2 separate regions of the Homo sapiens genome follow, and region 2 is linked to region 1. A link is an interaction called in ENCODE POLR2A ChIA-PET data of the cell type or tissue named here. Cell type or tissue: GM12878. All regions are shown on one strand. Links, peaks and the distances in the headings refer to the core of each region. The heading gives the core; the rest is flanking DNA.

Evidence for each region. Peaks named below come from ENCODE experiments on the same cell type or tissue, not always from the same donor. Only the 100,000 strongest peaks of a DNase experiment are listed, where the experiment ranks them.
Region 2: POLR2A ChIA-PET joins it to region 1 with 7 read pairs; 3 of 35 experiments call an interaction of 5 or more read pairs at or near these places.

What each region holds. Positions count from the first base shown.
Region 1 is chr3:171,428,034-171,435,073 of GRCh38, forward strand. The region is part of intron 1 of TNIK (TRAF2 and NCK interacting kinase); the gene reads right to left. Among named protein-coding and RNA genes, the nearest start is that of TNIK, 29 kb to the right of the region's middle. In GM12878, for the core only: no CTCF peak of the experiment used is centred there; no DNase peak of the experiment used is centred there.
Region 2 is chr3:171,353,358-171,360,397 of GRCh38, forward strand. The region is part of intron 2 of TNIK (TRAF2 and NCK interacting kinase); the gene reads right to left. Among named protein-coding and RNA genes, the nearest start is that of TNIK, 100 kb to the right of the region's middle. In GM12878, for the core only: no CTCF peak of the experiment used is centred there; no DNase peak of the experiment used is centred there; H3K27ac peaks cover 173 bases.

The sequences.
Region 1 (7,040 bases), core at 1,883-4,382:
GTAGGTTACTGCAAGGAATTCAATACTTACTCTAGTGAATAATAAAAGAGAGGGGGACCCTGGTGGATTTTGTGCAGTGGCATTATCCAACTTAAGCTTTATTAGGATCACTTTAGACACTGGATGAGAACAGACTCAAGGTCAAGGAAGGAGAAGGGAGATGAGTTCGGAGACTTTCAATAATTCAGGAGAAAGTTGATAGTTGCATAGATGTGAGAAGTAGTTGGATTATGGCTATATTTTTCAAGAAGATAAAATACCAAAAAGGTTTTCTGATGGATCTAATGATCAGTGCAGAGAAAGAGAGGAGTCAAAGTTACTCCCAAGGACTAGGCCCCCAGAAACCAGAAAAATGGAGCAGCTCTGTATTGAGATAAGCAAGACTGCAGGGTCATAGCTTTATCTCTCCCCCACCACTGCTTCCTGCCCCCTGTGGTCAACCGACCAAAGGTCTTCCTCACTTTAAGAAAAGAAAGCATGTTAGCTTTCTGCTGTCCTAATCTCTCTTAATGCTCGACACTAAATTTCTTGAACAATTGCTCTGAATCCAGGGTCTTCACTTTCTCAAGGGCTCCGCCCCCACCCCCACCCCATTCCACTACAGATAACTCTGCTTCCAAAGAGCACTCCCGCAGGGCAACCAGCATACTCTAGTCATCCAGGCCAGTAGCTGCAATTCTGTGCTGCAGCATTTGGCACTGCCCATTATTACCTCCTTCCTCAAATTCTCTCCATGGTGGGAGATCTAACATCCTGATTTACATGTGATGGCTGTGATCATTCCTTCCATAGCCTCCTCTTTCTCTTTCATTGTCTCCTCCTTTTTCTTCTCTTCTCTCAAACACAGCATCCTCTGAATTCTGTCCCTTGTCCCCCTGAAGCTACACTGCCAAGACCTTACACTCATAGTCTTTATGACTGTTTATAGGGTCTCTAGCACCCAGTTCAGTGACTGAGACATTGTTAATTGAACAAATGAATGAATTTATCATTCCATCAAGTACTGTATTCCTATATTTAGTTTCCACCTGTCTCCCAAGCTCCAGCTTTAGATCCACAACCACGAGCTACACATTCCAGTTAGAAGTCATCCTGCCCTACGAAGTTCACCAAGCCAAAACCAAACACTCCATCTTAACCATCCCTCCACAAAGCAAGCTGCGTTATTTTAACTGCCCTACTTATTTTAAGGGTATCATGATCCCCAAATAAGAACTTTCACCTCTTCAAGCCTAGGATATCTACTAGAGTCTCCCTCTGCCCTCTACAATTCATTCTACAATGCCACCAGCTTAATTTTCTAAAACACTATTGTGCCCATGTCACTCATCTAATAAATAATATTTATTGGCTCCACATAACCTTCAGAAGTTAAGAGAGAAGAAGGGAGAGAGAGCAAAAGAATACTAGCTAGGGCCTGATTTTGGCTATTTCTATTTTCCTTTTAAATATGTTTTCTACTAGGTACATTTTCCCCTTTGAAATTCTTAGATTACCCCACCTCCAGTTCCTTGCCTAGGCAAAGTACAGTACAACTCTTCAACCAGATATTAAACATCTTCAAAAATCCAGCCCCTATTAGCCTGTTCAATCTTATTCCCTAATACAGCAAGAATCACTTCTTCCTTTCAGATGGTCTTGCCATCCCTCAAACAAGCATTTTACATTCTTACCTCCATATCACTGCTTACACAATTCCCTCTCTGGTTGTTCTCTCCTCCATCCCCTCTTCTCTACTCTATGTTAATTGCCCATCAAGGTCTTGCTGGAATCCTACCTCGCCCCAGAAGCCTTTCACATACATTCTAACCAAGAGTGGTTTGCAGCATTCCTCCCCCGAACACCCTGCAATTTGCTGTCCTTACCACTCCTGTGTGGCTCATCACAGTGATTCTAAAAATGTGATCCTGAAAGCAGCAGCAGCAGCAGCATCATTTTGTTAAAATGCAAATTTTGGGGACCCATCCCAGACCTACTGATTCAGAATCTCTAGAGGTAGATAGAGCCCACCTCCCTGTAATTTCACAAGCTCCCCAGGTAAGGCTATGCACGCTAAAGTTTAAAAACTAGTGACATGAAATACCGCCTTACGTTGTTTGATCTTGTCAACTAAATAATATGCAAAACACCAAATACGGTATTTAGCATATAGCTATCCCTCAAGAAACTTGAGTTTTGCAATACTGTTTCAAGTAGTTTCATCGCAATATACATCAAGTGAATTTTACCTCTACACCTAATTTTAAAAAACAAAAGTAAAAACAAAATGCCTTTACGCTAAACAATGAAAATACTTTGTTTTTTAACGTGAACCAAGAAAATAAGCCCTGTCATAGTGGCTCATCCCTGTAATCCCAACAGTTTGGGAGGCTGAGGTGGGAGGATCCTTTGAGGCCAGGAGTTTGAGACCAACCTGGGCAACATAGGGAGGGTCTGTCTCTCAAAAAATAAAACAATTAGCCCGGAGTGGTGGTGTGGACTTGCAGTCCCAGCTACTTAGAAGGCTGAGGTGGGAGGATTGCTTGATCCCAGGAATTTGAGGTTGCAGTGAACTAAGATTGTGCCACTGCATTCAGCCCTGGCCCAGAGTGACACCTTGTCTCAAAAAACAGACAAAAAAAAAAAAAAAGAAATGAAATTAATATTGTTTTAATCAAGAGCTTGTTTAAAATCATTTAATTTAATATTAAATGAATAACAAAAATAAATGTTTTTATTTAGTAATAAATCATTTAATATTAAATAGCTTAATCTTATTAATTGGATGAGAATCTTCTTTTACATTTCCTTTACATTTCAACTTTGGAAATATAGTTGAGTTTTCAGATTACACCTTCATGGTGAATACAGGAGAAGATAGCTAAATAAAAATTCCTGCCAAGAGAAGAGTAGACCTTAATTTTAATCAATTTGCATGTTGCAGAAGATAAAAAGTAGAGCCACACCAAGCTGAACCAGATTTAACATTATGCTTTGAAGAAACCCAGTAATAATGAATTACGCACTTATTTCATAGGTCCGTCCTGCTTGTTTTGGCTCTTTAGAAACCTATATTTCAGAAAGGTTAAATTAATTAAGCAAAGAATCTTCTTTTGTAAGAACTTTCTTACAAAAGAAGAGCCCAAAATGAAAATGTTGTCTCCTACATAAAAAGGAAAATAATGATTAACATAAAAAGGTCTTGGAATAGTATAATATGCTCCATTTATCCCCCATATCAACAAACTTTTTCTTCATGTCTATTGCAAACAGAATACAGTGGTAGCTGCTATGATAGATCTTGACGTATTTTTATATATTTAGCGTCTTTAGAGTTTTATTGCCAAAATGTCCAGGGTTCCATACAAGTACATTCTTTTTAATATAATTTTCTAATAAACAGAAATACTGGAGAGAAATATGCCAAAATATTATCAGGGATTCCTCTGATAATTCCTCTGAGTGAAGATTTTACATGTTCTTTTTACTCTCTATTTACTGTTCTTGTAATATTCAATTTTTTTAATGAGCCTACATTAAGTTTTAAAATCTAAAAATAATTTTAGGACCATATTTTTGTTTTATGCATGCATTAGTACAGTAACTTACTTCTCCACTTAGGAGGATACTGCTTTTGCGTCTTTTTTTTCATATATCAGTTTGTTTAATCCACACAACAACCCTATGAAATTGGTAAAATCATTATTCCCATTTTACAGATAGGAAAACTGAGTCACAGAGAAATTTAGTACATTCTACACAGAATTCAAACACATGAAGATTAACATTAGAGTTTGCTCAAGTCACCCACCAAAAGGCTGCCACCCAGGCTGGCAACTTACATCCTGCCTTTTGGCAAATCCCAAGACTAGTTAATTACCTCTTTTTGAGAATGCATACACAGAAACACAACAATAAGCCTGTGTGACACTGGGAAATGATTGATTTTCCTTATTTTGTATTGTATCTTGACAACTCAGAAGAAAACATGCAAAACGTAATATATAAAAATTTTAGTATGCATTTTTAATAGTGTTTCCAAACCAAAAGAACTCTAAGAGAAGATGGCCTCCTTAAGACAAGAGGCAATAGCCAAAAGAGAAGAAAAGATTGAAATGAGGACACAAATGAAAAGAAAGAATACAAGGAAGCCTAAGATGCAAGAGGAAAGCTGGAGGCAATACAGAACACAATCGACTTGTGGAAAATAATACCTATGCTGTGAAAGACAAACATGATCACAACCAGATGCAATTTCAAAAGACGGATACAAAAATAAATAAGGAAAAGGTGATAGAGAGGGAACATACAGCACAGAGATCCAAACTAAGTAGGAAGAAATTCAATAGTAAGGAACAGAACCAAAAATAAAAATAGTAAAGATAAATATTCACATGTGGACAAAAACCTGCTCCCAGGAGCAAAACTACAGTGAGTACTAAGCAAAATAACTGAAAACAAACCCTATATCTATGCCTAAAAAAGTAATTTCCATTATTTTCCCAAACTCATAGCACTAACCAGACGGAAAATCAGGTTAACTACAAAGTAATAGATATCAAATTAGCCCTAAGCCTCTCTTTCACAATATTAAACACCATTAGCCTATGAACCATCTAAGTTTGGTAGCAAAAGTTTATGATAAAATCCTTGTATTCCCTGACAAATTATTGTTCATTTAAAAAAGGCAAAAGAAACATTTTAAGCAATGTGAAGCCTCATAAAACACTGCACGTGTATAACATTCTCATAAAAATCTATTCCAAGTATACATTCCAGCTAAGTGAATAAAAACTCAAAATAAAGAACTCAATATAATAGAGCAGGAAATGCCTAATTTCATGTAATGACCAATTTAATGCAAAAGGCTAAAAGCATCCTTGAAAAACAATGAGTTGTACTTAATATCTTCACATTTTAATTTAAAACAAAAAATAAGAAGCATATAATATTAAATTGATATCAGATAATATAATGTATTTTTAATCTATAGCATCAAATTGAATTAACAAACACTGGAAGGATGAGGTCAGTGTAGGAGAAATAAAATTTAACTTGACTCTTTTTTATGTAATGGGGACATTAAAGGATTCCTTTTTTAATTAATTTGCATAATTAGAGAACTACAGGTTTAAGTATATATTCAAATTGGATTTTTGAAAACAGTCTATATAGAAAAACAAAGAAAACACTAAAGAAAGTAGAATAAATAAAATGAGAAGAGATCAAACACATCATTTATGGCTGTAAAACCAAATGGTTTAAATTCCTCCTTTAAAAGAAACCTCTTACATTGGGTTCAAAAAGTAAATCTTACTATATATGCTGCTTTCAAGTGATACAGCAAAAACAAATCAAGACAAATTATAGAAAGAAAAGGAAAATCATACATAATTGAGCAAACACAAAGTAAAACAAACAAAACACCTTATGAAACCAGATGTAATTCTTAGGAAAAGTCATTACCTGAAACAGAGTGCTTATATTAATAAAAATCAAAATCTACTGTGTATAACTGTTAAAACTTTTATGCGGCAAATATTGCATCACAGACACAGAACACACACACAGACATACACACACATGCACATACACGTGTGCAACAAAAACACAAATTATAACAGCAGATTAAAAAGCTATTCTTATCTGATATTTCCAAATAAAATTTAAAATAATTTTTTCAGATCCTAAAACAAATTCCTGCTTGATATTTTTATTGAAATTCCATATTAATATGGGAATAATATTACTAAATTTTCCTATTCAGAAACATGAGATATTTTTGCATTAATTCAGGCCTTTAGTATGTCCCTTGTTAGGTTTTAATTTTTTCTTCATATAAGTCCTGCAGATTTCTTATTACATTAATTTCTAGATATTTTACACTTATTATTATTAAGAATATCTGTTTTCTTTTCTTTTTCCTTTTTTTTTTTTTTTTTTTTTTTTTTGAGACAGAGTCTCACTCTGACACCCAGGCTGGAGTGCAGAAGCATGAGCTCAGCTCGCTACAACCACCACCTCCTGGGTTCAAGTGATTCTTGTACCTCAGCCTCCCTAGTAGCTGGGATTATAGGTGCCCAGCTAATTATTTTGTATTTTTAGTAGAGGCAGGGTTTTGCCATATTGGCCAGACTGGTCTCGAACTCCTGACCTCAGGCGATCTGCCTGCCTTGGCCTCCCAAAGTGCTGGGATTACAGGTGTGAGCCACCATGCCTGGCCAAGGGTATCTTTTTTCAAATATATTTTGTAATTGATTGTTTTTCTTGGCTCACAAAAATACTATTGATTTGGGTATATTTATTTTGTATCCAGCCACATTGCTGAATTGTTATTGTTCTAATATATCTTTAGTTGATTCTCTAAGTTTTTGAGGTATCATCTGTAAATGATGACAAGGTTGTCCCTGTCATCTTGTAACTCTTTTTTACTTATTTATTTATTTATTTATTTATTTTTTTTGAGACAAAGTCTTGCTCTGTTGCCCAGGCTGGAATACAGTGGTACCAGCATAGCTCACTGCAGCCTCAAACTCCTGGGCTCAAGCAATCTTCCTACCTCAGCCTCCTGAGAAGCTAAGACTACAGGTGCATACCACTATATCTGGTTAATTTTTTAAAATTGTTTTTAGAGACAGGGTCTTTCTATGTTGCCCAGGCTGGTCTTGAACTCCTGGCCTCAAGCCATCCTCCCACCTTGGCCTCCCAAAACACTGGAATTACAGACATGAGCCACTGTGCCTGGCCCTCATCCTCTTATAATTCTTGTTTCTTTTATGTCTTGCCTTTATTCAATGGCTAACATTTCCATTACATTATATATTATTATTGGTTATTATCTGATTCCTGACACCTTGATATCATCCCTCACTTTAAAAAGAACATGCATTAATTAGGATGTTTGCAACTGCAAGTAAAAAAAAACACACAACTGAGAGTGGCTTAAACAATGTGGAAATTGTATTATCTATATAATATGAAGACTGGAGTCAGGCCAGTTCCAGGGTTGATTAATTCAGATGCTCAATAATGTAGGGACCTGATACGTTTATTCTGTGATT
Region 2 (7,040 bases), core at 2,553-5,052, 74 kb before region 1:
GCAAGGTTTAGACTTTTCATCTGTAAAGCAGGGATACTAAGCAGTAAGTGCTTACTTTATGATGTTGCGGAAGCCTGCTACCGAGCCTTTCCTATAATGGGCATAGTTACTCTATACATATACTATACATACGGGATTACATACTATTGCTACTTTTACTGTGCACAGAACAAGGTCGGTCCTTGAGCTTTTAAAGAGACACATTAACAAGTAAAGACAAGAACTGCCAACCAAAGCACATACTAAATCTATGAAACACCTGACTACAAGAGATGACTCAGGATTAAAAAAAATAAAGAGATGGCTCTTAAACTATCAAGAGTTCTGAACTCATCTTAACCTCTGAGGTTCAAGTCTAGGAAGACAGCAATATTCTTCTGCAATGTGACCTTCCACATGGGTGTTTTGCCTACAAATCAAAGTTTTTATTTTGGATGCCCAGCCTTCATCCAAGCTGAGTTAAAAAGTTAACTTATTTTTTCTTCTCTTAGTAATAGTAGGCAGTAATGATTGTGGTCCTGGTACTTCTTCAGAGTTAATATCTATGATTTCTTAAAATGTTTATTCTGGAGAATTTTTTGTAGATATCCTCTACCCTCCAAATGCCCCCAAAAGGTGTATGTTAGTATAAAGTGCCATTATTCTAGCAAAATCAGCCCTTAAGACCACATTCATGTCTTAGGGTGACACTGCGCTACCAAGAAAAAAAAATTTTCTTGAACTGATAACAATTTAGAAACTCACTCCCAGTAAAGCATAGAACTCAGCACAAACACCAAATTCATTATATATATGTAATATATATGTAGATTTACACACCTTTGTATAGCTATCCTTGTTTTAAAAAACTAATTTTCAGCATTAGGCACTTTCACTGCTTCTGCTCTAACCCAAATTGCTGATTGTAAAAAGGGGATTTTCTCCCCTGTATTTACTTTGGAAACAGACACCAGCCACGGAGAAGTAGTTGAGTGCAACTGCCCACAGACTCACACTGAAATTAGAGCACCTGAGCTGGTCCACTACCTGAGCCGTGTTCCTCAAGGAAATTTCAAAAGAAAACCTCCAGGACCTCGGAGGGCCAAAAGGGCAGCTTGTAGCAGGACTCGGCTGACACAAGACTAAAGCCTAGGAGTTCTCTGTGTCCTTACCCTTGGGCTTCCTGAGAAACAAGATCCTGAGTCAGACACTGAAATCTTATGATTATGAGCAAATGGGCCTCATAATCCCAATTAATCTCCAGAGTTGATTGTTAGAAATGCAAAGATACTCCCTAGAGACTGTTGCACAGACTAAGGAGTTTCTTCAACACTGAGAATGTAGATTAAGACTGCTGAGGGAGAAATAATTTAAGTAGTGATTGGGCTGTGAAAGAAAACATTGTCAATACCTATCTTACTTTTAGCTATTCACAAATATATAGATTTCAGAGAGAGGTAACACCATGATGCATAGTACTTAGGCCAAATTTCAAAGAGCACATCTGACCATAGTATTACTCATCAACTTAATCAGGTAGCCATAAATCTCCTATGCTTCTAGACTAGAAAACAATACTCAAAGAGCGTTCTGTTTTCAATGTTGCTATTCTGTTTTGGGTTCTGTTAGCAGACTTTTTTTTGTTTTTGTCTTTTCTGTCTTGTATTTTCCCCCATCCCCTGTGAACACTGGATTCTTGGTCACATCTTAATTTATGACTATTTACTCAGCTGATTAACCGTAGGCATTCGTCTTATTCAAGCAAATCTTGTTCTGAGCAACAGATAAACTGGAACCCCAAGGACAGAGCAGCCATGGCTCCGTATTAATCATCTGCTCATCCCATTTCCCCATCCTACAGCAGACCATGAAAGCTGGGGTTGCCTCAGAGGGCTTGGCTTCAGGCACCTCCTCCCTGAAGCACTCTCAGAGGGGCATATTCATATGGAGCAGGAGGGAGGCTTTGGTGATTGGCTTCTGTGATAGGTTTCTTGAGGGAATGGAAAGGTTTTGAAGTTCTGAAGTATTTGAAGTGTCTCTTCATAAGTTCACAAGTGGGTACAAAATGGTAGAACAAAATGTACTAAACATTTAGGCCACAAAACATTCATTTTCTCCAGCTGAAATCACCAGAAGTGTTAGCTGGGGAGAAATCAGAATCTGCCTAATTTGCAACTCTTTTGAAGAGAATATAAAATCAGCTTTGCCTCCACCCAAAGAAGAGGACACACTGTCCTGTTTTCACTAACTTTCACTATTTTGACAAAGAGAAAGAATGAGATAACTCTGGCTAAAACTTGTCATGAAAGTATCTGATAGAGGCATCTCTAGCATTCCTGGGTTACTGATGTTATATAACTAAAACCTGTAAGGAAAAAAGTGAATAATGTGATCCTTAATGGAAACGGAAATAGAGAGTCACAGGTATTCCTAACTTGCAGTCATGCAAATTATCCAAGAGATTACATCTCGGTATTGTAGCCAGGTCATCCTCCTCTACAATACCCAGAAATTCTTTCTTTCCATCCTCTATTTCATTGTCTCTCCCCACCCTCAACCCCAAACACACAAACCTAGGCATCCCTGTAAAGGAGGAAATATAAAAGCAAAGAGTAAGCAACTTGCTACAATGCCACACCAGGTAACAGGTAACTGGCCTTCCCCCTGCTTGGAATAGAGGAAAAGTACAAATTATACACCTGGCAAATATTTGCGTGGTCTCCAGAGCAGTAAGATTCATCCATTTGCTCACAAAATCACACAACTGAAGCTGAGCGAATAAATCAATTCAATTCATTTCAACAAACATTTATCAAGCTCCAGTCTGAATATAGAGTTTTTCTGGGGGGAAAAAAAAATCATAATGCACCTGGCTATTGGAGCTGATTTTTTAAGAAGTCTAGAAATTTCTTCCTCCTTTCTGAGAAACGAGGCAACCAACTCCCTTAAATAATCAACACAGATGTATTTTATATTGTAAAATGTAAGTAGCCCAAGGTATGCCGCTTCCTTTTTTGTAGGTGGAAAAGAATCCACTTCTTATCTTTCTGGGAAAACACAATTGTGTTTGTTGTACAAAAACACAGTGTCCCCATTTACTAAGAAATCAATGAGTAATCACCAAGCCATGAATCACCTTTTAGTATTTTTGCTATAAAGATGAGAAGCACTATATATTGAAACAGGCTATGGCATCGCTGCTCTATAGTATAAATTCAGACTTATCAAGAATCTACTTAAAATATTCTAAACATGCAATGGAAGGGCAGGGCAAAACCAATCTTTGCCAAACATTTAAGGAGATGTTATACACAAATTTCCTCCTGGGAAACTTCTGAGTGGAGGTAAGATAATTTAGGCGACTCGATCAGGAGTCATGCTCTACTACTTACCTGGGGGCTTCAAGGGAAGACATTTATAAACTCTCAGACCTAAATTTCTCTCCTTTAAGACAAGGTTAATCATACCTCTTCTATCTAACTTATGGGGTTACTGTGAAGGTCAAATGAAATAATGAATATGAAGGTTTCAAAACCATTGTTTTATGTTTTATGATTGATATCAGTGATGTCAACGTTTAACTCTACAGTCCCAAAGACATGGTAGAAGATGGAAAACAACCTCCAAAAACCCATCTCTGATATCAAAAGTGTGCAATGGGCTATTTAAAAGTTCAGATGAGCTGTGGTTCTTTGTGCTTAGCCACAAAAACAGCCTTAGAATCATAAAGCCAGTTTTAAAAAGAAGGGAAAACAATTTTTTTCTTTGTCCTATTCTCTTCTGTCATATTAGATGGTAGGCGGACACTGTTTTTACTTATCAGGTATCAAACTGCTGTTGGCTACTAAATATTATATTTTGTGTCAGTCTCCTTAATTTATATACTCAAACAGTTGAGATGAAGCAAACCTAAACATATCTCACTGAGTTAGGGCATTCCAAACTCAGCAGAATTTTTTTTTTTTTTTGAGATGGAGTCTCCCTTTGTGGCCCAGGCTGGAGTGTGCAGTGGCATGATCTCAGCTCATTGCAACCTCCATCTCCCAGGTTCAAGTGATTCTTCTGCCTCAGCCTCCCGAGTAGCTGGGATTACAGGCCCAGACCACCACACTCAGCTAGTTTTTGTATTTTTAGCAGAGACGGGGTTTTGCCATTTTGGCCAGGCTGGTCTCAAACTCCTGACCTCAGGTGATCCATCTGCCTCAGCCTCTGTACTTTTTTTTTTTTTTTTTTGGTACATATTTATAACTACCTACTCTGTATTGGTACTAGAGAAACAGTAAGGTAATGTCCCTGACTCAGTTTGGAATAGGAGACAGCCAGACAGAGGATTACAAACAGGTCAGAGTACGGAGAGAAGAGGCAGGGAAAACCATCAAACCCCATTGGGCAGGTGCTGCCTGAACCAAGTGTTAAGGATATAGTATGGTTGCTAGCCAACAGGGGGTGAGGAAGGGCACAGCACGGATAAACAGACACCGTGTGCAGTGTGCACGAATGCCCCGCAATGTGCTACCATAGATGGACACAGTGGGAATCAGGATGGGCCGTAGATGAGGCTGGAGGGGGAGGCAGAGGTCATGTCATAGGAACCTGTGACTGGGGATGTAGAACTGTGCTCCCTGGAGCTCCAAGTGTGGGGCTACTCTGTGGAGGGAGGTAGAGGTGCATCGGGGAGTGTTGTGTCGGCAAAGGGACGGCTCCATGAGGTAGATCCTAACTATCCTCCCAGAACATCCTGCTATTGTGTCAAATACTGGAGTTTCCTGTGGGGGAAAAATGTTTTGCTGCTTTAAAAAATAGTTGATACATTTAAGGTAAAGAGAAATCTCATTTGTAAAATTGTAATAAAAATAACCACAGCCCAGACATTTTAATATAGAAAATGTATTAGTCTGTTTTTGCACTGCTAATAAAGACATACCTGAGACTGAGTAATTTATAAAGGAAAGAGGTTTAATTGACTCACAGTTCCACATGGCCGGGGAAGCCTCACAGTCATGGCCGGAAGTGAATGAGGAGCGAAGTCACATCTTACATGGTGCAGACAAGAATGCTTGTGTAGGGCAACTCCCCTTTATAAAACCATCAGGTCTCTTGAGAGTTATTCACTACACGAGAACAGTATGAGGGAAACTGCCCCCAGGATTCAATCATCTACACCTGGCCCCACCCTTGACCGGGGATTATTACAATTCAAGGTGAGATTTGGGTAGGGAGACAGCCAAACCATATCAGAAAACATACACAATATTCTTTTAGGATTCATACAAAATGCTTGCGTATTTTTTGTGGACTTCTACCTGAGAAGGATCGTTTTATTTAGATATAAACAGGGTAGAAAAATCAAGGGCTTCAGCTGGTTTCAGCTTCCTAGAACAAGATGCAGCCCTGCAGTTGTGGGGCGGTCAGTCACCTGCAGATAATAAAGTGGGCTGTTGGTGAGGTACCTTGGAGGAACGCCAACGTAAGGACAGACAGACATGCAGACCCATTTCAAGCTTGTTGCAGATCCAGTGTTGCAGGACATGACCCAGGAAACCACCACCTCTATAATTAAGTTTTAAGTTTACTAACAGTATTTTTTTAAACAGAGATCAGGGCATGGGGTGGAGTGAGGGATAGTAGGGTATGGGGAGTTAATATTTAACTGGTTCAGGGTTTCAGTTGAGGATGATGAAAAAGTTCTGGAGATGGGTAGTGGTGAAGGTTGCACAACAATGTGAATGTACTTAATGCTGCTGAATTGTATGCTCACTTAAAATGGCTAAGGGGGTAATTACTGTATGTACGTTCTACGATAAGAGAAAGAGGTACCACTAAAAAGATTTCCAGTAAGATAAATTCAGCTAGGAGCCTCATACCACCTCCCTGAATGTGATGCACAGATCAAAACTGAATTTCTCAAGCCATACTCGAAGTATCAACTCGAAGATGTTAAACAGTAACGGGCAAGTTTTCTAAAACAAGAAGTCACCTTCTCCTTAAAGGAGACTGAGTTCTTCACATATGGAGTTCCTAACTCTTCCCTGCTGTCCACAAAGATGATATGGTTATTATTATCATGATTGTTGTAACAGACATTTTGTAATTTATCTAGAAAAATTGTGTAACCAGCTGCTACACTTGTCTGCCTTTGTTGTAGAGAGGAACAAAATGGACACAGTAGTTCTGTGCTTCTCCTTGCAAAGTGAGCAACAGGACCAAGATCCGAAGCAATATCAGAGGCCACTGCACCCAGCAGCAGAGGTTGTAATGACCCCATTCTAGACCCTCACCACCAACAACGCTCCTATGTAGTAGTAAGCATATATTTGCTTGCCGAACAGCAGATATTTCTTTTTGCATATGCAAAATATCCAAGCAGATTTAATGAAATTATACTTAAGGTTAAACTACAGAGATAAGAAATACAATCTCAATACCACAGTTAATTGGTTATTCTTTTTATTAAAGAGTCTCAAATGTTTCCCATGTACAAAATAGTTAAAAACCGTGAAGAGCCCTAAATTCTGTGCCTGTAATCCTGGCGGGGTTTCATTTTACAGGTTACAAATAACCCAGAATAGTAACTATTGATGGTTTAATTACTTGAAAGTGCCTTATAATCACGAAGTCATTAAGGGTGTTATGAGATCTAAAAACTACAAGTCATGAGGGGGTTGTGCATCAAGTTATTTGGCAACTCATTGATACAATATGAGGTGGAATGAAAGTATTTTGGACTAAAGCATTCTAAATACTTCAAATCAAAATTGAGCACACGAGTGCCAATCCATGTCCATCCCTAACAGAAAATCTCATCCTCTTTTCATCACTATTAGAAATTTTGTATCATCATTCACTGAGGCAGTGAGAACCTGCTAAAACCTTGCGGCTCTGAATTAATGAGAGAATGGTATAAAATGTGCATGTGTCTACATCCTTCAACACATCAACTACACCAAGCAATGCCACCAGGCCACATGGGTACCTTAATAATGTTAGGCATTCCGTATAAATCATTTTGCTAATGGTTTAGAGTATTGCTGTAACAGTTTTGCAGTTGGAAAAGCACAGGC